Regions from separate parts of the Homo sapiens genome. Here region 1 is linked to region 2. Evidence: chromatin contacts called from ENCODE Hi-C or POLR2A ChIA-PET data. All regions are on one chromosome and are shown on one strand. Each heading gives the region's core, a stretch centred on a gene start or an enhancer-like site at or near the end of the contact. The rest is flanking DNA. Distances are from core to core; before and after follow the strand shown.

What was found. Hi-C counts contacts between places; a loop is a spot of excess contacts on that map. ChIA-PET counts read pairs that join two places held with the same protein, here RNA polymerase II (POLR2A). Pooled maps may share reads with other maps.
Region 1: a pooled map shows a loop between it and region 2 (8-fold over the local background). The contact joins two enhancer-like sites. A Hi-C loop is called at or near these places in 6 of 37 single-sample maps with no recorded cell type and 3 of 50 pooled maps. POLR2A ChIA-PET finds 5 or more read pairs at or near these places in 2 of 52 experiments (B cell and activated T-cell).

Annotation. Positions count from the first base shown.
Region 1 is chr1:41,511,872-41,516,956 of GRCh38, forward strand. It overlaps HIVEP3 (HIVEP zinc finger 3), which reads right to left. Exons shown (of 9, transcript NM_024503.5): 8 at 945-1,879. Among named protein-coding and RNA genes, the nearest start is that of EDN2, 30 kb to the left of the region's middle. RefSeq lists an enhancer at 1,157-1,657 and a silencer at 4,302-4,481. Within about 2 kb of position 3,285, at least 12 of the 41 ENCODE cell types and tissues checked have a DNase peak (open chromatin) inside an H3K27ac peak, as active enhancers do.
Region 2 is chr1:41,725,301-41,730,755 of GRCh38, forward strand. All of the region lies in intron 1 of HIVEP3 (HIVEP zinc finger 3), which reads right to left. Among named protein-coding and RNA genes, the nearest start is that of HIVEP3, 190 kb to the right of the region's middle. RefSeq lists an enhancer at 3,057-3,126. Within about 2 kb of position 2,156, at least 17 of the 41 ENCODE cell types and tissues checked have a DNase peak (open chromatin) inside an H3K27ac peak, as active enhancers do.

The DNA.
Region 1 (5,085 bases), core at 2,035-4,534, 210 kb before region 2:
GGATGGTGACTGTGCTCATGGGGTGGCAGCAGTGGTGTGTTGGTGCAATGGTGACAGTGGTGGTGCTGGCCATGGGGATAGTGCTGATGGTTGACAAGGATGATATTGGTTGTGGTGTCTCTGAGAGCACTGGTGACAGTGATATTGGAGATGGTGATGGTTTTGGTTAAGTTGTGCCATCTGCTCAAAGAACACAGGCAGATGGGGATGGGGTGGGGGATGGGGAATTGCACGAGTATTTACAACCTCATCCAAGGCCACACCCCTTGCAAGTGATATGATATCGTTTGGATATTTGTCCCCGCCCAAATCTCGTGTTGAATTGTAAACCCCAGTGTTAGAGGTGGGCCTGGTGGGAGGTGTTTGGGTCATGGGGACGGATCCCTCAGGGCCTGATACTGTCCTCCAGATAGTGATTTCTCATGAGATCTGGCATTTTGAGCGTGTGGCACCTTTCCCCCAACTCTCTCTCTTGCTTCCACTCTGCCATGTGAGATGCCTGTTCCCGCTTTGCCTTCTGCCATGAGTAAAAGCTGCTTGAGGCCTCCCCAGAAGCCGAGCAGATGCTGGCACCACGCTTCCTGTACAGCCTGAAGAACTGTGAGCCTATTCAACCTCTTTTCATTATAAATTACCCAGTCTCAGGAATTTGTTTATAGCAATACAAGAACGGACTAATACGTGGTAGAACCCATTTCCCATGAACTCCAGAGTCCATGCTCTGTGCTTCTGAGGCTAAAATAAAGTTTAATAAGCCAGCTGATTTAGGGCAGCCAGCATGGTGCATGGCACAGTAGGTGCCTAATAAATGTTTGCGAAATTATTAATAACTACTGAGCTGGCAGAGCTGTTTAGTTCCAGGTGTGATACCCAGGAGGGTGTGAACTTGCAACCCCTGCACCCACAGGGGAGAAGCGGCCCAGCCACCAGGGGCAGGAACTCACCCACGGGGAGGCGCAGGTCTCTGGGCTTCTGCTGAGGAGCTTGTGAGGTAGAGGCGCGGGCGGGAAGAGAACCCGTGGGTCCAGCCCCAAGCCTGGGCCATGCTCCCCCGCTGAGGGGCTGCCCGGCCCAGCCAAGGCCCACTTCCCTGGCGGCGCTGACCGTGGTGGTGACTCGGCCTGACCTGGAGACCATCTCCTGGTGGGCGAGTATCTGGGGAGGCCTGGGTCGGTGGTACCCTCGAGTTTGGAGAGCACATGTGCTCGAGGGGCCAGTTCTCTTCCCAGGGGGCAGAGGGTGAGAGGAGACAGCTGAAGTCTTGGAGACCCACAAGGGAGAGCGCCCATGCCCCTTCCTGGGTCCACGTGCAGGCCAGGTGGGCTTGGGGCTGAGGCCTGTGGTTCTCGGGCCGGGGAGCATCGCTGGGGAGATGAGTCGTTTTTGGTTAGCGAGTGTTTGCGGGCTAGTGGTGGACGGCTGCCTGCTTCTTTGCTTGGGGACCACGGTCTTCTTGGGGACACAGGCTTGTAGCTCAAGGCTGAGCCTGTGTCTTTCTCCACAGAGCCCAGAGGGGCCGGTCCCAGCCAGGGGAGGCCCGGCATGCTCTGGCTGGACATGGAGCAGCTGCTGGCTGTCAGGCGCTCAGCTTCCGAGACCGAGCTGCCTCGTGTAGCCTCCGTGCCAGAGGCGGGGGCATCTGGGGGCTGAGGGCCCAGGATGGGTGAGGAGTCTGCCCGCAGTGCATGTGGTGGGCCAGGCGGGGGCGCCTCTGAGGATGGTCTGGACAGCTCATCCTGGCTCTCCTCCTCATCCTCATCCTCGTCTTCGTCCAGGTCTGAGTCTGAGTCCGAGTCCTCCAGGTCCGAAAACTGGTGCTCCTCCACAGCCTCTGAACCCTCTCGTCCTTCCGAGTCCTGGAACAGGTCGTCACTGGTTCCTGAGGGCAAACACAGAAGACCCAAGGTCACAGTTGGGCCTTGGCCCCACTGCCCACACGGCTGCTCCTCTCTGAGCCCCAGTTTCCTTGCCTGCTGACTGGGCAAAATAGCCATCGCAAGGGCACAAGATTGTTGGGACAACCAAGAAACGTAACAGATATGGGAGCGCTTTGTAAATAATAATGAACAATAATTCCCTTATGCCTAGAATGTGCAATGTTCAGTTCTGAGAGCTTTAGGTATATTTATTCATTTAGACCTCAGAGAATCCTGTGAAGCTGGTACTGTTCTCATCCTCATGTTACAGATGAGGAAACTGAGGTAAGAGAAAGTAAGTAACTTGCCCATGGAAGACAGCAGTAGGGCTGGGATTGAGCCATAGCAAAGAAGACAGTCTTTGTTTGTTTGTTTGTTTGTTTGTTTGTTTCACTAGCATCTCAGTGCTGGCTTCACCATGGGCAACTTACCACCTTGCTCTGCTTGGTCTCCCCCTTTGTCGAATGAATGTGATGGTCTCACCTCACCAGGTTTTCTAGGAGGACTAAAATGAAGGCCTGGCACATATTGAGGGCTTAAAAATAATTATAGCTACCATATTAATACATTAATGATGAAATCTGTTATTCCAGGACAGGGCAGTCACACTGGCTGGTCCAGCAGCACAGAGCCATCCGTGGTCAGTGTACACACACATCTGCCACGGTGACCAGGCTCCCGGTGGCTGGCACAATGGCATCTGGCAGGTGGCGGACTCTGGCCTCTGTGGGCGGCTTGACTAAGCTGGCCTCAGGCTGCAGAGCAGGTCCCCATCCCAGCCACGCTCTTATCTGAGGAGCCACTGCCCTTTTGAAGTCCAGGCTGCCTCTAGCCTCGGGGCCCTCCCATTGCCTGCCAGCCCCAGCTCCACCCCATAGTTTTCGACCTACATGTGGCTGAATGCCCACTTTTGTCCACTTTGGACATCTGACTGCTGCATGTTGAGTGACTTGGAAGCAATTGTTCACAAGAGTAAACAAAAAACAAAATTGTGATACTTGTTTCAGATATTGTTGGACATTTAGGTCACTTGCACTCCTTAAACAGACTATAAGAATAATGACAGAGTTATTGAATAGAGTCTAAAAGTGGGGGTTAGGGCTCTGGAATACTAGCCTCCTGGTCTGATTCCTCTGGGATGACCCCAACCAGTCGGGTCACCTCTAACATGTCAGGAGTCTAGTTTGGGCATCTCTGAAATGGACAGCAATCCGGATGCTGGGGAGAGCTCCGCTAACATCTGGCCTGTTCGCTGGCCCATCACTAGACCATTGGAACCTGTTTCTGGTCTGCAGAGTGAGGTTGCTGACAGGTGGGTTGAGCTGGCCAGCCAGCCCCATCGCTCACACATATCAGTACTGCACCCACCTGACCAGGAGGGCTGGCACAGAAACTGACTCAGGCCGCTGGGGCAGCTAGGCTTTGGCTCTCAACCATGCCCAGCTGCCCCGGGGCCAGAAAGCCCGGAACTAGCACTTCCAAGTCACTCAATATGCAGCAGTCAGATGTCCAAAGTGGACAAAAGTGGGCATTCAGCCGGATGTAGGTCAAAAGCTATGGGGTGGAGCTGGGGCTGGCAGGCAAAAGGAGGCCCCTGAGGCTAGAGGCAGGGTGATGAGACCAGAGGAGGAATGAAGGATTAGGATGAGAGCAGGGCTGGGGATGGGGGTGAACTTTGTAGTTATGCCCCAGGCATTTACCTCCCTTGCCTAGGACTTTGGGAGGGGCCTAATTCAACACCTGTTCACCTGGCCCTGCCCCTCATTTACATACAGCAAAATCCAGGCACAGATGACCCAGTGAGAGCTGGTGGCTGAGTCAGAACTAAGGTTTACAGCCCTTGCATTATTACGCTGACAGTTTAAAAATGATGTGCTGCACTAAGAAGCAGGGAATGGTCGGGTTTGAATCTCAGCACTACCACTTCCTTGCTGTGTGACGTTGGATACTTTACTTTCTGTGTGTCTGGTTTCCTCATCTGTAAACTGGGTAGCAATAAAAGCACTCTAGGAAGCTGTTCAGAGGACTGTGAGGGTCTGGCACACAGTAAGTACCCAATAAACTTCAGCTCCTGTCATCCCATGATACCCTGTCCCCCCAGTCTCAGCAGGCAGGTAGCTGGGGTGGGATTGTCAGCATTTTGCAGATGAAGGTCACAGGGGTAGTGTTAGGAGTGAAGGAGAGTCAGGACCAGCGTCTCCTGATGTCCAGCAGGGAGGGCTCCTAAAGATCCTCTTTACTAATGTGGAAGTTGAGACCCAGTGGGGGTAATGGCCCGTCCTGGGCACTCAGTGCATGAATGCTGGAAGCCAAGAGTCCCCTGCCCAGCTCGGGGCTGGCCGGGGCCTCCACATCTGCGTTCCTGCAGGGCGCTGAGGGAATGCCCCTGGCTGGGCGGCCCCGCCCCTGCTGGGATCCAGGCCAACGCTCCACAAATGAGAGAGCTTGAGCGCGCGGCGGGCGCCGCTGGGAGAGGCCACACGGTGGCGCTAGCGCCCAGCCTGGCCAGCACCATGGGCAGGGCCGGGGCGCCTGGCTCCTTCCAGGCAGTTCTCCCACGCGCCACCTCGCGTCCCACAGACACGAACTCCTGCCGCTCCCCCCGGCATCTGTCTCGTCGCGGGAAGTGGAAACTCCATCCTTCAGTCTCTTGGGCCGTAATCCTTGGAGTCCTCCATGGCTCCTTTTCGTTCTTCCCCCTCTCTTCTGCCCCATATGGGGTCATCTGAGCCTGTGGGCTCTCCCTCCGGAACCTCCCCAGAATCCCGCCGCTTTTCCACCTCCTGAGCACACCCGTGCTCCCCGCGCCCACGGCACAGGCCAGAGGACGCCCTGCCTCTCTCCTCCGCTCCAGGGCACCCCCCCATGCCCTTCAGCCCTCAGGCTCTAGCTCTCTCTGAACCGGCTGCCCCCGCGTCCAGCGGGCTCCAGCACGCGGGCCAAGCGCCGTGGCCCCCGGGGACCCCACACCTGCTGCTCCCTCTGCAGGAGAGCTCCTCCCTGACCCCACGTGGCTCCTGACCCCGGTTCCTCCGGGTGGGTTCTCTGCTCACACCGCCCTGTCTAGCACAGCGGCCCTCCCCACGGGCCCCAGCCCTCACTTGGCTCTTCTGCTTTCTCTTTGGCTTCACAGGCAGGGCCCCTGCTCTACTCCACCATCGTTCCTTGC
Region 2 (5,455 bases), core at 906-3,405:
CCTGCCACAAGCCTCTCCCAGTCACAGGGACAAGGGAATGATGGTTCCTTACAAGGAATAGCTGTCAAGAGGCAAGAGAACAGACATCTCTTTTTCCTGAATTATGTTAGAGCCCAGGAGGGATGTTCAATCTTCAAGGGCATGTGCGGACCTACCTAATGCAACAGCAATGGAATAACTAAGAATTCCCAGGACTTCCCACCTCCCAAAGCCCAAACTATTGTCTGTGCTGATGGTAACTGCTCGCTCCAAGATGAATGGGCAGAAGCTGGGATGAAAGGCCCAGACACATAGGACTGATAAAGCAAACAGGTTCAGTGTCCAGCATCCGTATGGAAACTCCATAAGAGGCAAGGGCCAACAGTCCTCTGTCCCTTCCTCCAGTGACCCCCAAAAGACAGGCAGGCACTATCAGATCTCCAGGATAGGCTCAACAATACTGGAAAACAGGTGTATTGTCCCCATTTTGCAGATGAGGACATAGTGGCTCAGAGAGATGAGTTGACCAGTCCCAGGGTCATTTTAAGACCCAAGCTGCATTACTTTTGGAAGCCTCCCCGACATTCTATAAAATTTATCCCTTGCTGAATGTAATATTTTGCTGGAAAACAACTATACATTTAAAAGATAATTTTGTTTTTGAAGTGATTTTCAGTGAGTAACCTGTAGTATGAATGATATGCTCTGATTTCTCAGCAGTCATTGTCTGCAATCAGGAACCTTGGCAAGGTGAGGCATGCTAACCCCCAAAAGGAGGGCTGTTTCTATAAAAACTAAATCATACAATTCATTATGCTTGAGTATATTAACTAAATATTAATTTTGATGAGCAGTTTTCATATTTTGAAACCAAACCTTTTTCTTTTCATGTCTCAAGCATTTTCATGAGCCCTCGAGAAGCCACATGGGCCCATGGTGTCTCCCGGGTAAATCAAACCCGGGATGGACCTGAGATTTGAACACAGGTCTACTTCCAAAACCAGGGCTCCTTCCTCAATGTCTGGCTGCCTCCAAGAGTCAAGGCACCATCTCTAAGTTGTAACAGGGAAACTACCAAATAGAACCAGCAGGCAAGCAGGCATGAAGGGGGCTGGAAGTGAGGCCCTTTGAGAAGCTGTTACAGATTTTGTAGATGTTTGATCATAAACAGCCATGGCAGTGGGTGACGTTTACACACCCGCTCATGTTAAGTCCCACAGTTACCTCCTTTTGAGCGTGGAGGGGTTAGGAAACTCCCAGTGTCACATAGATAGCAAGTGGCCTCACCACGATTTGAACTGGGGGAGTTGTGCTCTGGAGTCCAAAATCTTAACTGCTCTGGGATACTGGGACACTGGAGCAGAAGGATTTGGGGCAAGTCTGGAGAGGCCCAAGTGCAATACTGAGACATCTAGAACAATAGGAGAGAGGAGATCAGTTCTTTTGGGGAAGGTCAAAGATAGAGGACAGGTGTGGAGGCTGGCAGGTCTCAGCTGACTAGAGAGAAGAACTTTCTTAAAAAAGGCAGAGCTGTCGAACAATGGAGGGCTGCCCTACCCTGAGTGTTGAGTGCCTGGTGGCTGGCAGTCTGCAGGGAAAATGATGCCTCTGTGCTGGGCATGGGGGCAGGGGCTCTTGCTGTGGTAGAGGGCTGTACATATGGACTCCAGAGGGCGTAAGTGATAATCCTCTCTTCCTTTCTCAGAACCACCTTTCTACAGGCTTTGGTGTCTCAGCGCGGGAGGCACAGATGGCGAGGTCTGCCTTTGGCCAGGTGTGGGCGCCCAGTGTTGGGGGAGAAGACTGCAGGCACAGAAGACTGAACTCACAGGCAGGTCCGGAGATGCAGAGCTGGTGTTCACTGGGTTTTTCTATGTGCTAGTTACTGGAGCTTCACGTGTGTCATCTCCTTCTCTCCTCACACTCTCTGAGGGTGGACTTCCTCCCATCTCATAGATGAGAAAGAGCCTGGGGCCCAGAGAGGCTAAGCAGGGAACCTGGGGCTGCTTGGGATCCTAGGGCGATCTGACAGCCACCTCAGCTTCCCCACCACGAGGGATGAAGCCGGGAGGCAGCCCCTTCCTGTGCCTGACCCCTACCAGCTGGGAAATGTGGCCCAGGCAGGCAAGGCCTCTGGGGATCCCAAAGTGGCAGCAGGCAGTGGGAGCTGAGCAGAGAGGAGTAGGGGTGGGCTGGGGGGACACTGCCAGACGGAAATGAAAGTGGCCTTGAGAAAAAGGAACGAGGGAAGAAAAGCAGAAACTAAAACAAGTGACAAAGAAAACGAGAGTGTCCAGAGGAAGTGGCTGAGGGGCGCGGCGCCGCCGGAGGAATCCCCCGCAGACCGGTGTTTCCTCTCTTCTCAGAGGCCTCGGGGTGGAGGACTAGCTGACCAACTGCTCCGTCACTTTGGGCCAGAGGCAGCCCGGGTGACTTTGGCAAGCATGGCCTCATCCCGCCAGCCTAGGAAGGAGCACCAGACACAGAGCCCCAAGCCCTGGGCTGGAGTCGTAGTCAGCTACTTCCTGCTGGGTCATTCTGGGACATTTATTAGACCTCTCTAGTACCCAGTTTCCTATCTATAAAATGGGTATAACCATCCTGAGCCCACCACACTGCTGGAAGGATCTCCTGAGCAAATGCCCTCATCCAGGGCCTGACGGGTGCATGTTGGGGTAGGTGGGCTGTGCACACAGCGGCAGGGTGCACCTTCAGGATACCTGGGGAACAGACAGGGAGAGTATCCACCATCTTATTGTTGAACAAGAATGCATCAACGCTTGCTGGTCCTTAATCACCCTAGGCTTTGTCAGGCCTGGGAACAAAGGGCTGAATAAGGGCCAGTCTATTCCCAATTACAGACTCTGCATGCAACTCCAGTTCCTTATCCCAGCTCTCCTACTTGGTAGCTGTGCAACCTTGAGCAAGTGACTTGACCTCTCTGAGTATCTTTCTTCACCCATAAAGCTAGAACAATAAGCATATCTGTCTTCTAGGTTGCAAGGAATAAATGAGACCACACTCAATCCAAAGCCAGGCACAAATTCCTCAGCCCCAGCCCAGGGAGTGCCCAGCCTAGAGGGGAGCTGGAGTCCAAGGACATGAGCAGGCTGTAATGATAGACGGCACCCAGGCCTGGGGCACTCAGTGCTGGGCAGGGGATGCGGGGCTGGTTCTGCCAAGGCGACAGAGCAGGGGGAGTAAGGGGGGGTGAAATGTAATCCCAAGGGGACAGCATGAGCAAATGTGCAGGGGAGGGGCCAAAGGCGATATGCTTGGGATCTGCAGAGGGTGGATGAGGCCAGACTTGTTCTCAATCTACAGCCCCACTGACAGTTCTCAGACTGGCCCTGGAAGTGATACGGGCATGCCACTGGGGATGCTACAGTCAGCTCTTAATGCAGGGCTGGCTTCTAGGGTCAGCTTCTACAGCCAGACTTGCCTAGGCTGCAGTTTGTCTCCAGACAGACACGGGAATTCCCCCAAGGGGTGGGCATGGTTCTTGTGAACTGCTGTGGCCTGGGACTGGGCTTAGAGTACAGGCAGCTGCTGCGGTGAAGGTGTCAGAAGGCACAGGCTAGGGTCCCAGAGAGGTTTAGGAGGGGGTTTCTCTGCTGGGTGTTTGCTCAGTGCTGGATGGTGGGTGCTGAGGGCCTCATTTGCATAGGGAGAGCAGCTGCTGTCCCAGCCACACTGCTGCCCACAATCTCCACGTGGCTGCAATCTCGCTCTCAGTCACCATCTCCCACATGGACTAGGGGTTACCCAGGCTGCCTTGGCCACGTGCTTCCCCCAACACACAGCCATCCAGGAACAACCAGAAATCAGACTACTGTCTCCGCCACCCTCAGGGGTTCCATTCAGGGAGTCCACCTCCCAAGGTGGCTGTGGGAATAAAACGAGATCCTGGGGGAAGCAGAGAGCCCAGTGCACAGGGGTGATCAGTAACCGGCAGCCCCTTTCCCTGCCTTTCCCTCTACTTCCAACATTATGTTGTGAAGAACAGGGCAGACCTGGGCCCATGCTATCTCTCACCCTGGCTCTGTGACTTGAGGCAACTCACTCCAACTCTGTAAATCAACTGCTCATCTGCAAAACTGGCAAGAAACTGAGAAGGCACTGGTTCTCAGATTGGCAAAGCTCATCGTCACTGCCTCACTCCCTCAACTCTATGTCCAGGGACCACGGGTTTCCCAGGGTTCCCAAACTTGCTGTTGGCAAAGGGCCTGATATCCGTCACTGACCTTTTTATTCTGAATGGGTCCCCGTTGACTTTAAAGCTGGAATATTCTTAGAGGAATTCTAAACTCCTCCTTTCCAACTCCCTACTCATTTTACAGAAGGAGAAAGTGAAGAGAAGAGAGGGAGAAGGGCCCTGACCGAGGCCACCAGCTTGTAAGTAGCAGCCCTAGGCTTGGGACCAGGGCCTCCTGAAGGTGACAGTCCTTTCAGCCATGTGTCCTTGTTCCTCTAGTTACCTCCAATTAACTCTAGGTAACCCAGCCCAGTCTTTGATTCTGTGTTGAAAGGTGCGAGGTGCTGGAGCCGGGAAGAGGTGCGTTCTTGCTCTCGACAGGAAGTGTCATGTGAGTTTCCGGTTCCCTCTCCTCCACTACCACTCTGGATCCTCACACCAGCCCACAGAGGGAGACAGGAAGGGAGGCACAAAGGCAGGGCAGGGAATACTGTGCCTGTTTTCCAGATGAAGACACGAAGGCCAAGAGAGGGAAAGTGAGTCGGCCAAGGTCCTCCAGCTAGTCGGGGTTGAGCGTGTTTAACCTTAGGAAACGTGACTGCAGAGCAAGGGGCTTTCATCTTCCTGTGGGAATTCGCCCCCTTTCTCACAGGGGCCCTCAAGAGACTAGGCAGGCTCCTCCTGCAAAGGATTCCTCTTTGTCCATTTGAGAGGCCTCACCCCAGGCTCTAGGAGCTGACATGATTCAGCTCAAGGAAGACTCAGTATGAAGGGAGAACCAGGAACCTGGGCCTCTGCCCCTCACCTGTGGCCTTGAACAGGTCACTTCTCCCCTCAAGCCTTGGTGTCCTCCCCTGTAGAGCTGAGGGGGTGAGGAGTAGATGAGCTGATCCTTCAGTTTGCTGCCCTCTTTGACCCGGAAGTGCTGGGCCTGCACAACCCTGCATCCCTGGCACCAGTGCTCCTAGCCCCACCCTGCTCCAGATGCCCAGTGCCTGAAGAGCCAGCTCCCCATCAGCACTCAGTCCTGGGGCAGAGCCAGGCCTGGCAATGCTGGGGGAGACCCTGGAGGGGAACATCATGGGCCACCAGGGGCACGCTGCAAATGCAGCAACTAATGCACCAGGGGCGCCAGGGTGCAATCTATCTAAGCAGTTCTCTCACGCTCTTTGCACGTTAATAATGCATGGGCAGCCGGTGTGGGGGCCATCACAGGCCCAACGTCAGGTGGCATTAGGAGGCCTCTAATGGTCCTGATTATCCGGTGAAGGCTCCCAGTGG